Regions from separate parts of the Homo sapiens genome. Here region 1 is linked to region 2. A link is an interaction called in ENCODE POLR2A ChIA-PET data of the cell type or tissue named here. Cell type or tissue: K562. All regions are shown on one strand. Each heading gives the region's core, and the rest is flanking DNA. Links, peaks and the distances in the headings are about the cores only. Region 1 overlaps BCAS3 (BCAS3 microtubule associated cell migration factor). Region 2 overlaps TBX4 (T-box transcription factor 4).

Region 1 (5,370 bases), core at 224-5,223, 95 kb before region 2:
ACTTCGCTTCCCCTGGAAGGGGGCCTAAGTGAGGAATGTGGCTTACGGCACAGGCTTTTGCCTGCATCTCTGGGGTCCCTAGCCAGCCTCGGCTCACATAAACCGGAGCCCGGTGCCACTGGACCCATCCCCGGCAGCCTCCCTCTTCCGAGGCCTGGAGGAGCTCCCGGGTGGCTCTTCTCTCCCACCGCCTTCTCAGGAGCCCCTTGGAGCATCTCACTGTCATCCGGCAAGAGGATTTGAAGGTGCATTGAGTCACAGCTGTGGAACTTCAGCCTGGCATAGTAACCTGCACAGCCCTGGCAGCAATGCATCTGCCAGACAGCTGAGGGATTCAGGAGAGGCTTTGTGGCCTTAAGCAGTTTCATGAAATTAAAAAGAATAAAAAAAGAGAAAGAAAAAAAGGTAGAGGAAATTAAAACTGCATGACCCACAGGTCAGAAAATAGGAGACTCCCTTTTTTTTTTTTTAGCAGAGGGATTTCATTGTCCTCCCCAAACTGTCACCAAAAGGAATTTAGTTGGTTTTCTCTGACCATATTCGATGTATGTTTTATTTTTAAGAAAAAACTTGTTCTTTTTTTGTTTTTTTTTAAGGCGGAGTCTTGCTCTGTCACCAGACTGGAGTGCTATGGCACAATCTTGGCTCACTACAACCTCCACCTCCCAGGTTCAAGCAATTCTCCTGCCTCAGCCTCCTGAGTAGCTATGATTACAGGCGCCCGCTACCACGCCCAGCTAATTTTTGCGTTTATGATAGAGACGGGGTTTCACCATGTTGGCCAGGCTGGTCTTGAACTCCTGACCTCGTGATCCGCCTGCCTCGGCCTCCCAGAGAGCTGGGATTACAGGCGTGAGCCACCATGCCCAGCCTAAAACTACTCCCATTTTAAAGGCCAGTAAGCAAAGCAGATGTTATGGAAGTTACCCAGTTTCCATGGCTGAGAATCACTTTTCACATTTTCCAACTAGAGGTAAAGCATCAGCCTGGTAGTGCAGCCCAGGACTTTGAAAGGGCACCCTGGTACACCCGTGCCCAGGTCAGCCTACTGCCCGGAGGTAGTTGGGGAAATACAGTGCAACGTGGGTAAGAATTTCCAGCAAGCCACTCTTTGCCTATAGCAACATCTCAGTCCCCCTCTTTCTTCCCACAACTCTACTTCTCTAGGTGGCTTATAGGACAAATGAGGTATCCCCAAGTGTTTGCCTCTGATAGGTCCTCTGATGCACCAGAGCTAAGTCAGTTCCCTTAATGCTTTGCAGCAGGCACCACATGTGACACAGCAATTGGGACCCATGGCCTCTTTATCAAAGTATGAATGAAGCACAGAGAGCAACTGAAAACTTGCTCTCATGATCCCTGACACAGAAGCCTATTCTATAGCACGCCTCACTGTTACATAGGTGTAGCCAGCCTTGATTTGTGGATTTCTGTAATGTAAAAACTCCTATTATGGCCAATTTCAACCTGTCACACAGTGTCAGCTAGCTAACAGAGGTTCTGGAGATGTAACAGTCTGTGCACTCCAGCACCTGGTTGGTAAGCTGTACCCTAGGGCAGGTCAGCTCCCCACAAAGTAAAGTGAAACCTTTTCAAACCTCACTATTCAGAGTGGTCTGGGGGTTGAAGGATAGCTTTGGTCAAAGGATACACAGTTTCAGTCAGATGAGAAGAATAAGTTCAAGAGATGTATTGTCCAGCATGGTGACTCTAGTTAATAACAATGTATTCTTGAAAATCACTCAGAGAGCAGATTTGAAGTGTTCTCGACACAAAAAATGTTAAGTATGTGAGGTAATGCATGTTAATTAGCTCGATTTAGCCATTCCAAATGTATACATATTTCAAAACACCATGTTGTACATGATAAATATATATAATTTTTATTTGTCAATTAAAAAATATATATTTTTTTAAAAGTGTGGTCTTCAGACCCACAGCAGCATCCGTAGCCAGGCGCCGGTGAGAAATGCAAAGCCTCAGGCCATGCCCAGCCCTGCTCAGCCGAGGTCTGCATTTCAGCAGGATCCCTGCGCATGCTGAAGTTTGAGAAGGTCAGTTTTAAATTATGGTTAACTTATAAGACAGATGGCAGTTCTTTGGTCCGTGATGGATGCCGACCAAATAGTTGAATTCAATCACCTATGTGATTTGCAAGTCCAGTTCTAAGACAACTGGCTGAACTGCCTTTTTGCTAATATCCTTCTGCCCCTTGCCCCGTCACCCTTCCATCTTTCCATTCGGCAAACTCCAATTCGAGCTCAATCCAACTCTGCTCTCACACCTGGGTTCCTGAAGAAAGAGCACTTATTATTCCAATTGGTGCCTCTACAGATCCATGGTCTCCACTCTCCACTGGAGCCTGCTCTGTGTTTTCCTCATAGCCCCGCCCCCATTCTCAGTTTGCACCCATCTTTTGCAGCAAAAGACAGTGCCTAGCGCAGTGTCTGCAATAGAGACGCAGAGACGATGAATTCTTACTCAGCCTCTGGCTACTTCTCAGTCCTTTTCTTCTGTCGTCCTTAGGCGTATTTCTCAAGGCCTTGTCTTGGCCCTGGTCTCTTCTCTCTCAGTACCTGGCAATCTCTGCTTCCGTGTCTCCAATTACTATCCATAAACTGATGATTTCCAAATAATTTCCAAGTTGGCTTTGTCTCCTGATCTCCAGAACCATCTATTCAGCTACCTATTGACATATCCACATGTCTACGAACTGAATTCCTCTCTTCGGGCCCTTTCCTTCTCTCGAGTTTCCCCATCCCGGTGTCCAAAGCCCTTTGAGACCAGCCACTGCCCTCGCTCCAGACTCATCTCTTGCTGCCCTGGGCCAGCTCCAGCCAAGCTAAACTCCCAGAGGGTCCCCGAGCATACGCAGTCTCTTGCCCGCGAGGCTTCTGTGCATACTTTTCCTTTTGCCTGGAATGCTGTCTCTCAAAGCCCCCTCCTCTCTCTGTTACCCCCCTCAAAATAACTTGACTAATTCCTGCTTAGCAGACATTCCTTTCAATATTGCCTTTTCTAGAAAAATAGAATTTTTAAAGTAAACAAAACATTGACTTATTCCAACTGTTTTGTGTCTAGGTAAAGATATAACTTAATACCAGTAAAAAAGCTTTTTAAATAAACACCTGTGTACATATTAAGTACATTTTCTCTTTCGACTTTAACTCTTTCAATAACTGTAGCTGCACCTTGTCTTTCTTTTTAGTGCTCTCACACATCTGATATCAAAAGCCCAGGCCTTATGCATGGGTCCAGATCCGTGTGTAAAGTATTCCTTTTTTTTTTTTTTCTGAGACGGAGTTTCGCTCTGTTGTCCAGGCTGGAGTGCAGTGGCATGATCTCGGCTCACTGCAACCTCCGTCTCTGGGTTCAAGCAATTCTCCTGCCTCAGCTTCCCGAGTAACTGGGACTCAGATACCCACCACCATGCCTGGCTAATTTTTGTATTTTTTAGTAGAGACAGGGTTTCACCGTGTTAGCCAGGCTGGTCTCGAACTCCTGGCCTGAAGTGATCTGTCCGCATCAGCCTCCCAAAGTGCTGGGATTACAGGCATGAACCATGGTGCCTGGCCCCTATTTAAAGTATTCTTGATGCATCTCTGTTGCAGGAAGTATCTGTTTGCTACTGTTAACATTTTTTTTTTCTCTGTCACCCAGACTGGAGTGCTGTGGCACGATCTCGGCTCACTGCAACCTCCACCTCATGGGTTCAAGCGATTCTCATGCCTCAGCCTCCTCTCCTCAGGCCCTTTCCTGAGTGGCCAGGACTATAGGCGTGTGCCAACATGCCCAGCTAATTTTTGTATTTTTAGTAGAGACGAGGTTTCACCATGTTGGCCAGGCTGGTCTCGAACTCCTGGCCTCAAGTGATCCCAAAGTGCTGGGATTACAGGCATGAACCACGATGCCCAGCCCCTGTTTAAAGTATTCTTGATGCATCTCTGTTGCAGGAAGTATCTGTTTGCTGCTGTTAACTTCTTCTTCTTCTTTGTTTTTTTTTTTTTTTTTTTTGCTCTGTCACCCAGACTGGAGTACAGTGGTGCGATCTCGGCTCACTGCAACCTCCACCTCATGGGTTCAAGCGAATCGCATGCCTCAGCCTCCTCTCCTGGGGCCCTTTCCTGAGCGACTAGGACTACAGGCGTGCGCCACCATGCCCAGCTAATTTTTGTATTTTTAGTAGAGACGGAGTTTCACCATGTTAGCCAGGCTGGTCTCAAACTCCTGGCCTCAAGTGATCTGCCCACCTCAGCCTCCCAAAGTGCTGGGATTACAGGCATGAACCGCAGTTCCTGGCCCCCATTTAAAGTATTCTTGATGCATCTCTGTTGCAGGAGTATCTGAGTATCTGTTTGCTGCTGTTAACTTCCTTTTTTTTTTTTTTTCTCTGTCACCCAGGCTGGAGTGCAGTGGCACGATCTCGGCTCACTGCAACCTCTGCCTCCAGGGTTCAAGCAATTCTCATGCCTCAGCCTCCCAAGTGGCTAGGACTACAGGCATATGCCACCACACTCGGCTAATTTTTGTATTTTTAGTAGAGACAGGGTTTCACCATGTTGGCCAGGCTGGTCTCAAACTCCTGACCTCAAGTGATCTGCCTGCCTCAGCTTCCCAAAGTGTTGGGATTACAGGCATGAGCCACTGCACCCGGCCTGCTGTTGACTCTTAAGTGCTCACAGAGTCAGCTCTCAGGGTCCGGGAGACTGTCTGTTCCCCGTGACTGTTCCTTCCTGCGGCCCCGGGCTCACTGATTCTTCTTTACAGTGACAGCATTAAAGATAGGAAAAGGCTTCATCTTTTCCTGCCTGCCGTCTCTTTAACAGTCTCTGCCCTAGCCAGAAGTAGTTATTCTTGGGGATAACATAGTGGGCTCAGTCTTTGCCTCTTACCTTCTGTCATATACATATTTTACTTCCTGACCTAGTTCACCCACATCTATAACCCTTCACAAAACAATATTACGGCCAGTGCATTCTAGTACTTCCTTTTCTTCTATTATTCTAAGAATTATCTTGTACTTTCTATTTTATTTCATTTTTTAAAAAATGCACTCGTGACCCACTAAAGTGATTTCACAATACATTGGTGAATGGCAATCTGCGCTTTGAAAATCAATGCTCTAGCTTGTTCACCTAAATCCTCTGAGTTTTCCCATTTATGTATTAATTACTCTGCAGAAAAGGCTTTAAGATTATGTTCAACTAAAGCTCTTCCAAAGATTTCTGTCAGAAGCTACTTTTATGTACTGAAAGGGCTGCGCCTTTCTTTTTCTCTTGTTAACATAAAAAGAACACTTTGAACATTAGGCAGTTTTTAAGTGATCACGGGATGGTTTCAGCAAGTTAATAACAAATATTTGTTGATTGC
Region 2 (5,370 bases), core at 81-5,080:
AGGAAATGACAAACTTTCTGGGTTTTGGTGAATCCATTTTCACAGAAGTAGGTCATACCACTTCTCCATTTACTTTGCTGAGGGAGGAGTGCAGCAGGGGTCCGTGGTAATTCACGCAGCAATCTATGAGATAGGTGGTAATGTTATCCTCATTTTAGAGATAAGGAAACCAAGGCACAGAGAGGTTCAAGCAAGTTGCCTAAGGCTTATCAGTGGGGTCCAGGCTGTGACCATGGCAGGTGGTTTCAGAATCCATGCCCTCTCTTATCCATGAGGCTCCTGGACCGACTTTCCCCTGATACTCAGGGTGCACAGGTCCAGGTGAGGTGTTCACAGGGAGAAGTACCCCCGATAGACACACTGGAAGAACCCAAACCTAGCAGGGTTTTGGACAGCAGTCTCCTGTTTTCCTGCAAGCTGGTTTTAGGCCTAAGGATTTCCACAGAGGCATGACCCAGAGGAGGCAGCTCATTATTTATGGAAGCAGCTGACGGGGGTTTCCGTCCCCCTATAACTGCACCCCAGAACTTCACTTGTGTGTGGGCTGGCAAAGGACAGGAGGGAAATTAAGGCAGCAAGGTTGGCGTCAGAATCTGCTCCCACAATCCTGACTGGGGTCTCTGTGCTTCAGCTGCTCATGGGCACTAGCCCCAAGTCTTAGGGGATTATGGGGGAGGGGATAAGTGAATTTGGGAAATGGTGTAAACTCTCCTCCTAGACACAGACTGATAGCTGCAGGGGCTCAGAGACAGCAGCCAGTGCCACCTTTTCACTGTGCAGCTCGGGCAGAGGGGGAAGTGAGTTGTGCAGGTCACACAGCTGTGACCAATGCCAGGATCGCTGGCCAAAAGGGCAGCATCTGTTAGCGGCCTTCTGCCCCCTTGCTCACTCTGTTCCATCTCTCCTGGTGCTCTGTCCACACGCTCCGCCTCACCCCTCGGCTCCCCCAGGAGGATGTTCCCCAGCTACAAGGTAAAAGTCACAGGCATGAACCCCAAGACCAAGTATATCCTGCTGATTGACATTGTCCCTGCCGATGACCATCGCTACAAGTTCTGTGACAACAAATGGTAAGTGGACCCTGACCGCATCACCCACGTTCCCTCAACTGCCCACTTGCCACGCCCCCACCTAGTGTTTTGTCCGGGGGATTTCTTAGCTACCTGAGTGACTGCCCAGGTCTGCAGGCTGGAGTCCACTGCCTGGAACTGGCTGTGCGGAGGCTGAGGTGGTCAGCGAATGTCTGCATGCCTGCTTCAGGTGGGGCTGGGTTTGGGCTGAAAAGCAGCTGCGTGTTTGGGAGTTTGGTGGATCGCAAGGGTCTGTACTCTCCTTATGGCCGTGGGTAGTCAGGACTTGGTAACTATGCTGTCAGGTGACAGACAAATCATTAACACTGGCCAGATTTAGACTGTCAGTGCTTCACTGTGGGGAAGATGGGAGCAGTTCTCTTGGGGACTTTAAGGGCAAGCCATTACCTGCTGTGTGGGGGCACTCGCCTGTTTCTCCATGTTCTCCTTGGCTTCAGGCCCCTCCAGCCATCCAGACGAAGTGAGGCTCCACCAGGGGGTTGGTGGATGGGACCCTTTGGCAAGGGGCTGGGAGACATAGAGAGGTAAAGGGACAAAACCAAAAGGGGCCAGGTAAATAAACGCTGGGCTACCTTTCATGAAGCCAACTCCTTAGTCCCTGACTGCCTGGGAGCTCGGAACAGCGCTCCAGGAGCGAGCAGCCAGCCAGGACACTGGGCTCCGTGGCAAGTGAGCCACAGAGCTGGAGAGATTGGGCCGAGCAGGCAGGATTTGGTGGCCACGTCCTGGCAAGGGCCATGTTTCTGTTTCTTCTCCCTCTCTGGGCTAGAACTCAGAGCAGGCTCTGGCTGCGGGGAGAGCTACCAATTAATTTCTTACCATTGTTTTGGGGACAAGCCTTTTGAGAGTTGTCTAGGTCCTCTGAGAAGCTCCCTCTAAATAATATAATTTATAACATGTGACAATCATAATCATACCAGGTGTAGCGGCTCATATCTGTAATCCCAGCTACTCTGGAGGCAGAGGCAGGAGGATGACTTGAAGGTCAGGAGTTTGAGACCAGCCTGGGTAATATAGTAAGATCCTTGTCTCTGTAAAAAATGTAAAAAGTTAACTGGGCATGGAGGTGCATGCCTGTAGTCACAGCTACTTGGGAGGCTGAGGCAGAAGGATTGCTTGAGCCCAGGAATTGGAGGCTGCAGGGAGCTATGATCATACCACTAGCATGGGTGACAGAGTGAGAACCTGTCTCTTAAAAAGAAAAAAAAATTTTAAATCATAAGTGTAAATATACATAGAAGTGCCTAAATCTCCTCACAATATCTTTGTGATTAGCCCCAGTCCTTCAATTAAATGATCCCATTTCCCTGTAACCTCCCTTTTCTTTTCTACTGCAGTAAAATAAAGGAGATTCAGAACTGCTCTCTCCTCCTCAGCATTCTCTCCTCTGAACCTCACACTCCTACCCTTGAAGTACTAATTTGACAATGTGGTGGGACCAGCAGCTATTTTTTCCTCTGGTCAATGGGGGTTTGCTCCAAGAGGGGACGGGGAATCTGGCCTCACCAGCCCCTGGAGTAATCACCTGCTCTTATCTGCTCTGTTGGCAGGATGGTGGCAGGGAAGGCTGAGCCAGCCATGCCAGGAAGGCTGTATGTCCACCCGGATTCTCCTGCCACAGGAGCCCACTGGATGCGGCAGCTGGTCTCCTTCCAGAAGCTGAAGCTGACAAACAACCACCTGGACCCCTTTGGCCATGTAAGCATGGGGGCTGCCTGGCCCCAGGAGGCAAGTCTGGGGCAGTTTTAGGGGTGGGACAGGCCAGGATGGGGATAGGGAGAATCCACTCCGGGATCCAGCTCCAGGCTTTGGCGCTCACTGACCAGTTTAGGGAAGGAGCTCAAGCCTCTGAGGCCTGCAGAGAGCTGGACTTCCTTCCCGGCCACTTACTGGCTGGGTAACTCTGGACAATCGTCTCAGCCTTTTTGAGCCTCACTTTCCTTGTCTAGAAAATGGAGATGACCACATGTACCTTTCATGGCTGTGAGACTTAAATGAGAGGGTTTACCGGAAGCACTTTGCACGTAGGAGGGGCTAAATAAATGGCAGCTATGATGATAAAGGTGACGGGTCAGATCTCAGCTTCAGTTCCCCAAAATCTTGCCTTGCTGGAACATAACACAAGAGGGGTAAGCCTTTTCGAGCGAGAGTCACGGATATGTTCCAAAGCCCCTCTTTGGTGTGTACCGTCTGCCTGGCCTGACAGCCGCCTGCTTCTGGGAGAAAAGACCTTGCTCTGGCTCACATGTTAGCTCCTGCTGGATTTGGCCTGGTCCTTACAGAAGAGATTCTGAAGCCCCAGGGATGCTGCTGACGCCCCATCCAGGCAGCCCAAGCTCATTCTTTCCCCATCTGGCCCTGGAAAGTCCACAAAAAAGAGATTTTTATGTGGAAATTTTTAGCTCAAGTGTGTGGCAAACAGAAGTCTGGGGACCTGGTACTATCTGCCAGGGCACAGGCCCCTCCCCTCGAGACTGCCCGTGGTTTCTGGGGAAGTGCAGGGCAGGGGCAGTGGAGGCTTTGAGATGCAGGTGTGGCTGTTGGGGTTACGAGATGTGCAGGTATGTCCCGCTTTTACGTCCCAGCTCTGAAGCATAGTTCCTATGGAAAACTCCAGCCATGCTTCTTTTCTGATTGATGGGTATGTAACTGGCATTGAGCTTCTAGTTTTAATTTCTCAGAATCTATTCAGTTCGCTTCTGAGTCATTGGTGAGCTATAAACAAGCAGCTAGGAGAATGTTTAATTAATGCAGTCAACTCCTGACTTATCTTATCTGGTTTGTGAGTCCCTTTGCTGGGTTTCCCATACAGGGCAGGCAGATTCCCAATGGGGAGGATCAGCCAAGTTCCCACCTCCCCGAGCCCCAAGGCATTTCAGCTGAGAGGCAGAGGGGCTTCCTGGGTCTCCCTGGGCACCATCCTGGTCAAGACTTTGTTCCCAGTCAACTCCTACCCAACTTCCTATGCTTGGCCAGGCTGTGGCACCAGCCTCAAAGGGTAGGGAGGGTCTCTGTGTGGGGAGGCTAGGGAACCTGGCCCACGACGGCACACACACACAGACCCCATGGGGGGCGAATACAGAGCTTGTGGGGAGCTGCATCTTTGGGTGGCCATTTGTCCCTAGAGATCCAAACCTGGAGAGGATTTTGGATGAGCCAGCTTGTTGTCAGGGCTGCCAGCTGCAGGGATGTCTCAGAGGACACCTCTGCTTCCCTGACCTCTAGAAAGTGAGAGCAGAGGGAGTTAAGGGCTGGAAAGCTGCGCCTTCTTTAGGAAGTGGGAGAGAGCGCTCTGGCCTTCACAGCCCAGCAGTAGCTTTTCACAGCCTGGCTAACCTCTTCAGTAGCTCTCCCTGGGTCTGTGAGTGGTTTGTGATAAACTGCATAGAAGTCAGGGCCAGTGAGGCTGCTTGATGGGCTTGTGATGCTGGGGGTGCCCCTGGCTGCATCTGCCGTGCCTGCCTGGCGCTTCCCTTGCCTTGATGATAGGGATACTACCCACAGGAACTCAGCTTTTTCCCTGGATGAGTGGGACGCAGAGCATCTTCCTTCTCCCTTCATCCCCACACTTACCCAGTACTTGCAGTTTATTGGCTACAACAGCCCTGTGGGTGTGGCAGGGCCCAGGTACCGTCTCAGACCCAGGCCTTCTGCTTCCAGGTCCAGTGTCTCTGGGCTTCTCCACTGCCTTTCTGTACCCAGGGCTCTCGCTGCGGTATCTTCACCTATTTAGAGAACCCTTGAAGAGGGAGCAGCCTCTGGCCATTCAGACAAGGGCTGTGGAGAGACATATCAGGGCACAGCAACCCATTTGGACATTGATTTTCTTCTGCCTCTTGGCCCGTGCCCGTGGGAGTGGTGAGCTCCCATTGAAGGATGAAGGAGTCACCCTTCTTGGCTTCTCAGTGCAAGAGGCTGGGGAAAAGCCACGTTGTATTGGGAATTGCCCTTCCTTCTGCACAACCACTTCTACGTTTTCAGCTTGCCCTGAAAGCTTCCAGGCCTCAAGGGACTTTCTCCAGCCACATGGGCTTGGACTTTTCTTGGGGATCCTCACGGTATCCCAGGAGCTTGAGCAGCTGCCTCCTATTGGCAGCCCTCACCCCCAACTCCTGCCCAAAAGGGTGGGCTCTCTCCTCGCGAAAGGGCAAGTTGAGAGCTCATGAGAGTGGCTGTGGTATCATCTTGGGGTCCAACAGGTGGACTCAGTGTCCTTCTAGCCTGGAGATCCCTGGGCCCAAGCCATCCCATTTCCTCATCCCAGGAGATGAGCAGGGTG

What was found. ChIA-PET counts read pairs that join two places held together with the same protein. Peaks named below come from ENCODE experiments on the same cell type or tissue, not always from the same donor. Only the 100,000 strongest peaks of a DNase experiment are listed, where the experiment ranks them.
Region 1: POLR2A ChIA-PET joins it to region 2 with 9 read pairs; 2 of 35 experiments call an interaction of 5 or more read pairs at or near these places.

Annotation. Positions count from the first base shown.
Region 1 is chr17:61,369,815-61,375,184 of GRCh38, forward strand. All of the region lies in intron 23 of BCAS3 (BCAS3 microtubule associated cell migration factor), which reads left to right. Among named protein-coding and RNA genes, the nearest start is that of TBX2-AS1, 27 kb to the right of the region's middle. In K562, for the core only: no CTCF peak of the experiment used is centred there; no DNase peak of the experiment used is centred there; H3K27me3 peaks cover 2,116 bases.
Region 2 is chr17:61,464,869-61,470,238 of GRCh38, forward strand. TBX4 (T-box transcription factor 4) reads left to right here. Exons shown (of 9, transcript NM_001321120.2): 4 at 951-1,070; 5 at 2,642-2,789. Among named protein-coding and RNA genes, the nearest start is that of TBX4, 15 kb to the left of the region's middle. In K562, for the core only: no CTCF peak of the experiment used is centred there; a DNase peak (open chromatin) is centred at 2,923; H3K27me3 peaks cover 2,228 bases.